2 separate regions of the Homo sapiens genome follow, and region 2 is linked to region 1. A link is a loop called in an ENCODE intact Hi-C map of the cell type or tissue named here. Cell type or tissue: heart right ventricle. All regions are shown on one strand.

Region 1 (4,000 bases):
CATGAAACTGAAGTACAGTAGCAAAGCTGTCATGAAATACTTTTGGCCAGTCCCTTAAAAATGAATCTCCAAAAGAATAGTGGGTAAGAGTGCTTCCTCAGGGCAGATTTCTTGAAATGATTATATTTCTTCTAAACAAAACATTTTAAACATTTGAGGAGAACACTTAACAGAAATTTTGGAACAGAAAAATAAAGTTATTTCATCCCAGTGTTAACTCTTAATTCCTTATGCAAGTAAAGGCCAGTGGTAAAGACAATTCAAATATTTGAAATCTGATTTCAGAATGTAATCTATATGATTTGGTTCTTTAAGTGTATCATATACTTTTCTTGGATCATTAAAATGAGTTTGTATTCCCTGAGCAAATAGTTGCCAAAAACAGAGGGGACACAGAATTTCATCTGTCATCCTGATTTCGCATTGGTTCCCAAAAAAGAGAGCTGTCAGTTAGGTTTTGAAAACTCTAGACTCCAAGAGATCAACTGCTGTCTTCATGTTGAGTTAGTTGGGACTTAAAAATAATTTTTTGATTGAGAGTTTTCAAGCATACATAGAACAAGAGAACATAGTATAATGGACCGCAGATAGTCATTCTTAGTATTTAATAACATTTGGTCATACTTATCCATGTATAGTTCCTTCCTTATTATCTTTTTTTTTTTTTTTTTTGAGAAAGAGTTTCGCTCTTGTTGCCCAGGCTGGAGTACAGTGGCGTGATCTCGGCGCACTGCAACTTCCACCTCCTGGGTTCAAGCAATTCTCCTGCCTCAGCCTCCCGAGTAGCTGGGATTACAGGCATCTGCCACCACGCCCAGCTAATTTTTTGTATTTTTAGTAGAGACAGGGTTTCACCATGTTCACCAGGCTGGTCTTGAACTCCTGACCTCAGGTGATCCACTCATCTTGGCCTCCCAAAGTGCTGGGATTACAGGCATGAGCCATTGTGCCCGGACTCTGCCTTCTTTTCTTTCTTCCTTTCTTTTTCTTTGGAAGGGGTCCTATAATATTATATTAAATCCAATCACAGACATTGTCATTTCACTTAAAAGATTCCCATATGTCTTAAAAAAATATAGAAAAATTTTGTATCACAATACTGATATTATATATAACAAAATTACCAGTAATTCTTTACTGCCATTTAACTCAGTCTACATTTAGATTTCCTCATTTGTCTCAAGTGTCTTTTTATAGTGGTTGGTTTGTTCAAATCAGGATTCAAATAGTCTATAGCATTAGATTTTTTTTTCCCATAAGTCTCTTAATCTAGAACAGTCCTCACCCTCTTGCTGTTTTTCTTCCCTGTAAAATTGACTTGTTGACAAAACCAAATCAGTTGTCCAGCAGAATGTCCTATATTCTAGAAGTTCCTGCCTACTTTCTCATGGTGGTATTTAACTTATTCTATCCTCTGTATTTCCTGTTAGTTGGAATAGCTTGAGATATTTGCAAATTATTTTGGCCATTTTTTAAGGAAATATAAACATTTTACAAATTTCATTTCAGCCATTCATTTATTCAGCATTTGAGTGCCTCCTATGCACCAGGCACTGTTCTAGGTTCTAGGTTCATTGGGCTATGCTTTGTTTTCCTAGCAATTCTTTTGTTCTAGAGGAACTGCACACTTGTTTTTTAATTTAGGTTTTTTCATCCATAATACATTCTCATGGTTCAAACCTTAGTAATTATAAAAGAGATGTAGTGAAGTCTCTCTTTTACCCTCTCCCTCATCAGACCAAGTCCCAGATAATTACATTTTAAGTTTCTTATATCCTTTGGAATTTTTTTCCTACATTTATCAGATAATATGAGCGTGTATTCTAAAAATATAATATTTCTAGTTTATCTTTAGCATCAACATTAAAAGTAGTTTTTTAGGCCAGAGTCACTTGATAAGTATATATTCTTTTTATCCTTGAAACTAATCCTTCCTTATCTCCTGCTCCCGACCCCCTCATTTTTGGGCAAATGATAGTAGTTCAATTTTTAATGTAAAATAGTAGAGATTTTTATTCTAGAAAACATTGTCCAGTATCAGGTGACACTTAACAATGTTATTGACAATGCTGTTAAAATGAGAAGTATTAGAACTGTGTTCCTGAAATCATAAAATCTTACTGAGGGTAATTCTTAGATCTTTTAATTTGAGCTACAGCCCAAGAGGCTTACCAAAAGGTGCTAGGCAATTATTAATCTTTTATGGCTGGGTACAGTGGCTCACACCTGTAATCCCAGCACTTTGGGAGGCCAAGGTGGGTGGATCATTTGAGCCCAGCCAGGAGTTTGAGACCAGCCTGGGCAACATAGTGAGACCCTGTCTCTACAAACAAAAAATACAAATATTAGCTGGGTGTGGTGGCACGCACCTGTGGTCCCAGCTATTCAGGACGCTGAGGTATGAGGATCACTTGAGCCCAGGACATGGAGGTTGCTGTGAGCCCAGATCATGCTACTGGACTCCACCTGGGTGACAGAACGAGACCCTGTCTCAAAAAAAAAAAAAATTAAAAAATTATTAAGCTTTTATATGGAGATGTCTATTTGGGGATCTGGTAAGAAACTGAACACTAAAGAAGCTACCAAGAACTCAGTGGATACTATATAGGAGCTTTCTTGATCTACAGCGGTAGTTTGCATAAGAAATAGAGGCGTTTGCCTACCTTTTTGAGACATACATGCAAATTGTTAGAAGTAATGGAATTTCAGTAACTTAATATATGAGTAACATAGAGCATTTAGTGAGACCAAGGGTGGGAATGCTGTATTATATTGAGAAAAGGGGGAGTATATAATATTAATAAGGAATATAATTAATTTCTTGCCAGATCAGACCTAATTAACTTCTACTAATTATTTAAATTTTGCTTTACTTTATTAAAATATGCTTATATCCCATTTCTTTTTAAAAAATTGAACTTAAGATGTATATTATAGGATTAAAAAATAGTAATAGATATGGAACATCAGAATTAAAATACATTTTTGGTTTATTTATATGTCTAATGTAAGCACTCTAAGTTTTTATTATTGTTGTTTCTTTCTTCCTTTACTGGAACTCATGCTTGGTTCTATCATTGATTGCTTGGATATAAAAAGCCACTTTTTTTATCTGTAAAAGGAAACCAGGAGATGAAATTTACTTGGTTTTCTATGTTTTTTAAAAGTACTCTAGAAATGGAGAAGATCCATTACTAGAACTTTAACTTGCTTTAAAAAAAAAAAAAACAGCACTTTTTATTTTGAAATAAAGGCAGGAAGTTAGCAGAAATGGTGCAGAGTCTTATGCATCCTTCATCTGGCTCCCTCATTGGTGATATTTTATATGGCTGCCGTGCAATAATCAGAATCAGGAAATTGACATTGGCATGTTACTGCTAACTAGACTAGACCTTAGTCAGTTTTCATCATCTTTTTAACCTGCATTCACATGTGTGTATGTATATGTGTGTGTGTGTGTAGCTTAGTGCAATTTAATCTGATATATAGATTCATGTAAACACCACCACAATCATGATACAGAACTGTTCTATCACCACAAAAGAAGTCTCTTGTGCTGCCTCTTTGTATTTGCATTATATTTAGGTATTTCTTTTTATTTTTTGAGAGCAAATAAAAATGATATTACATTTTTAATTTTGATTTCCATGTGTTCATTGCTGGTATATAGTAATACGATTAACTTTTGTGTGTTGATTTTGTGTCCAACAATCTTGTTGACCTTGTGTTCATGAGAATAGTTCTGTGAGTGTTTTTATAGATTCCTTGGAATTTTCTTTGTAGACAATCATGTCTTACACAAATAAGGGCCGTTTTATTTTTTCCTTTCTGATATACGTATGCCTTTTTTCTTGCTTCATTGCATTGGCTAGGACTTCCAATACCATTTTGAATAAGAGTGGTGACAGCAGACAATTCTTGCCTTGTTCCCAATCCTAGGTGGGGAAACATTTAGTTTTTGTCATTAAGTATTATGTTTGCTGTAAGATTTTTGTTGATG
Region 2 (4,000 bases), 100 kb after region 1:
TTTAAAGACTGCACCCCCTGTTTATCCTGCTTTCTCAGTGGAAAACAGTTAGGGCTTTTGTTCTGGCCTCAGTCACACAAGCCAGAAGAAGCTGCACTGAACTCAGCTTATCAGGATAGTCACACAGAAAGAGTAACTGGGCTGGGCGTGGTGGCTCACACCTGTAATCCCAGCACTTTGGGAGGCCGAGGCAGGTGGATCACCTGAGGTCAGGAATTCAAGACCAACCTGGGAAACATGGTGAAACCCTGTCTCTACTAAAAATACAAAAATTAGCCAGGCATGATGGCGGGCGTCTGTAATCCCAGCTACTTAGGAGACTGAGGCAGGAGGATCACTTGAACCGGGGAGGCAGAGGTTGCAGTGAGCCAAGATCGTGCCACTGCACTCCTGCCAGGGTGACAGAGCAAGACCCCGTCTCAAAAATAAAAATAAAGAAAAAAAGAGTAACTGGAAGGTCAGCACATCTTTGTCAGGAAAATTAACTCAGGTGTGCCCTTTCAAGAACAATTGAGTGGGCTGGGCGCGGTGGCTCACGCCTGTAATCCCAGCACTTTGGGAGGCCGAGGCAGGCGGATCACAAGGTCAGGAGATCAAGACCATCCTGGCTAACATGGTGAAACCCTGCCTCTACTAAAAATACAAAAAATTAGCCGAGTGTGGTGGTGGGCACCTGTAGTCCCAGGTACTTGGGAGGCTGAGGCAGGAGAATGGCGTGAACCCGGGAGGCGGAGCTTGCAGTGAGCCGAGATCGCGCCACTGCACTCCAGCCTAGGCGACAGAATGAGACCCTGTCTCAAAAAAAAAAAAAAAAAAAGAACAATCGAGTGTTCAAGCTTGGGTTCCAATTACCCCGCCAGCCACTGGGGAAGTGTTTGGGATCACCAAGGAGAGCAACTTCCTTGCTTGTGAGTTAGGGTCACGTATTCTCTTTCCTGGAAAAATAGACAGGTGTCCTATAGAGTTAGAAAGGAAAGGGTAGAGGAGCTGGTTTGGGATTTTTATGATAAACCATAGTAGGAACATATGCTATTAATGGAATCAGAGTTCCTTTTGAACAGCTGGGGGAAGAAACGTACAGTAAGTCAAGAAAAAGCAAAGGATAGTGGCCTGGGAGTCAAGTGACCTGGGTCTCATCTAGGGACCATTATTAATTTCCTTCGTGATCATGGAAAAGACACGTCACCTTTCTGGACTTCAGTACCTTCCTCTGAAAGTACTGGGCTAGTACCCACCTGGTAATCACTAAGCTCTAATATATTTCTGGAATTTTAAGTGAAAATTGTTTAAGGTAGCTGAGCATACTTTTTTATTCATGTTGAGAAACTTCCATCTCTGTTGCCGGAGGTCAGACACAAATTGAAAACATTACTAAATGGAATTAAGTACACCGTGTACGTGATGCCTTTTTGTACAGCTCGTATCTGATATTTATAGAACACTTCAGTTGCAGAACGTGCACACATATGCCCTGAACACACACCCAATAAAATAATTCTAGATGCAATACATTTTCAGATGTCAAGTTAAAACAGCTTCTTAGGAATTAGGCTTGACTGTTCAGATGTGTGTGTTAGTTTATGACAGGTGCCGCCAGGGCTGCTCAGGGCTGTCATGAGTGATGTGGAGTCCAGCCAAGGCAGGAGGGCCAAGCCGCTTGTTTCTATCACTTCTCATTAAGGCATGAATTCTAGAAAAAAGGGAAGCATCAAAGAACCATCAGGATTGTCCATTGTGTGCATATCATAATGACAAGCAGAGGCCTTGCTTCTGCAGAAACAAGATTCTGTCTTGTCTTTTGTCAGATCATTCAGCACAAGGGCCACCTGTGAAAATGAACTAGATTCATGCCTTATTAAAGTAGAGGATTTACAGAGGTGAGCAAAAATGGGAAGCAGGTACCATCCAGCTCATTATATACAGAGTATGTACAAAGCACTGGAGACTACCACACACACGTATTTTGAAGAGCCCCAACTCAAAGCCTACTGATTGATTTCTGGAATGGTCTGTCACTCCTTGAGATTCCATTCTGACAATGAGGCTATCTATGGCATTAACTACTCAGAAGACTGAGTACAACTCAGAATTACAAAGCAGGAAGTTACGTAGTTCTTCTAAAAATCAAAACCAAAATTTAGAAAACTCACTGGGGCAGTTACCTCTACTCCACTGTCCTGCAAAATCCACAACCAACAGCAGAGATAAGTTGGGTGACTAAGTAGGAATGCATCCTGGGAAGTTAAGTGTGACAGTGGGGGCCAGTCACAGAACATGGAACATGGAAGGAACTTTAGAGATCATCTAGTACTGCCAGGTCTAAATATGGTAAGCATTAACTATTGTGATAGACATTCAATGAAATAATCGATATAGACCTTTAAGCACAGTGATTGGCATAGAGTTGACTTTCAGTTCATCATTTTCATTTCCTAGAAGAATTTGTGCAAGGCATACAGTATCAAGATTAGAACCCTATGCCCCTGATTACTGGTCCAAAGCCCAGCCCAAGCCACCTCTGACCTCCTACGTTTCCCCTCTTTCCTGCTCCCTTGCTCACAGGAGCAGCACAGAATCATCAAGGGCAGGAGTTTAGCCTGCACCACGTACACATCCACCTACCCGTGGAGTGGCCTGGCATGGGTGCCTTCTTCCTAGTGGCTCACCCAGGAGGCTGAAGGCCTCTGTGCCCATGGGGAAAACCCAGGGTGTTTGTGAGCAGAAATAACCCTGCTGAGAGTCTAAAAACCAAGTACTTTTAAGAGAAGGTAACATGCTTCTGTGGCCAAACTTATTACTAGCGTCTATGGGCAAAAGAGAAGAAGGAGTATTGTAATGGAATGCGCCAAAGGAAAGACATCACTTTACTGCTATCTCCAAAGCAGCAGGGAGGCTGCACATTGAGAAGAGGATAGAAAATTCCAGTGACTCCTATTTTCCCAGACAGACAGAACCTCTGGCACTTAGTCATGCCTAATGGAAAATCGAAGCCAAGAAAGCAGAAATGGGGTGGGGGTGAGCTAGGGTAGTCTGTAATCCAAAGTCACTTCTGAGGAAAAAAAGTAGTTTGTTTGTCTCCTTGTGTGCCATGAGTGGGCAGGGCTGAGTTGCCAGGTAGCGGGGCCTTGACACTCGGAAGAACAGCCTTTAGAGCAGCCATGATTGTGAGAATTGGGCAGAACAGTGGTTTCCTAGTTGATCCAGAAGCAACTAGTAAGCCTACAGTCTGTGTGTAGCTGCAGTTAAGTTACTGCTAAATCTCTTCAGCAAACGTGTAAGAGCTCACTATATGCAGAATATGTACAAAGCACTGAAGACTAACACACACACATTTTGAAGAGCACCAACTCAAAGCCTACTGATTGATTTCTGGAATGGTCCATCGCTGCTTGAGATTACATTCTGACAGTGAGGCTGTCCACGGCATTAACTACTCAGCAGACTGAGTACAGTCCGAATTGCAAAGCAGGAAGCTATGTAGTTCTTCTAACAATCAAAATCAAAATGTAGAAAACCCCAGTTTTGCATTATTGATCATTTGGGAGACTGGATAATCCTTAAACTGTCATTATTCCAGGTATCCAGAAAAGTGAGCATTACAGGAACGTGCATATAAGGGCAAGATCACGTATTTTCTCAGAATAAACAATGGGTCACCCAGTGCCTCCTAATCACCTTACAGACAATAAGAATTGTAAAATGTATTGAATAATTATAGTACACCAGCATAGCTCTAAGTGCTTTATGTTTTTTAATTTCTGTAATTCTCGTAACAACCTTATGAGCTAGGTACTGCTATTACACCTATTTTACGGGTTATGAAATTGAGACCCTGCAAAAGGAAGGGACGTATTCAAGGTCACAGAGTCACTTAGTGTAGGAACTGAGCATATACCTTGGCTTTCCCAACTTTTAGATTGGTTTCATACTGCACCACCTCTTTTCCTCAGATTAAGGTCTGAGTTATCCCAAATTCACCAGGCAGCTGAGCTCAGCTCTC

What was found. Hi-C counts contacts between places; a loop is a spot of excess contacts. Peaks named below come from ENCODE experiments on the same cell type or tissue, not always from the same donor. Only the 100,000 strongest peaks of a DNase experiment are listed, where the experiment ranks them.
Region 2: a loop joins it to region 1, with 2.4 times the contacts of the local background. A loop is called at or near these places in 1 of 110 quality-filtered maps.

The regions. Positions count from the first base shown.
Region 1 is chr2:28,210,733-28,214,732 of GRCh38, forward strand. The region is part of intron 7 of BABAM2 (BRISC and BRCA1 A complex member 2); the gene reads left to right. Among named protein-coding and RNA genes, the nearest start is that of BABAM2-AS2, 98 kb to the right of the region's middle. In heart right ventricle, no CTCF peak of the experiment used is centred here; no DNase peak of the experiment used is centred here.
Region 2 is chr2:28,310,463-28,314,462 of GRCh38, forward strand. All of the region lies in intron 11 of BABAM2 (BRISC and BRCA1 A complex member 2), which reads left to right. Among named protein-coding and RNA genes, the nearest start is that of BABAM2-AS2, 2.0 kb to the left of the region's middle. In heart right ventricle, no CTCF peak of the experiment used is centred here; no DNase peak of the experiment used is centred here; H3K27ac peaks cover 725 bases.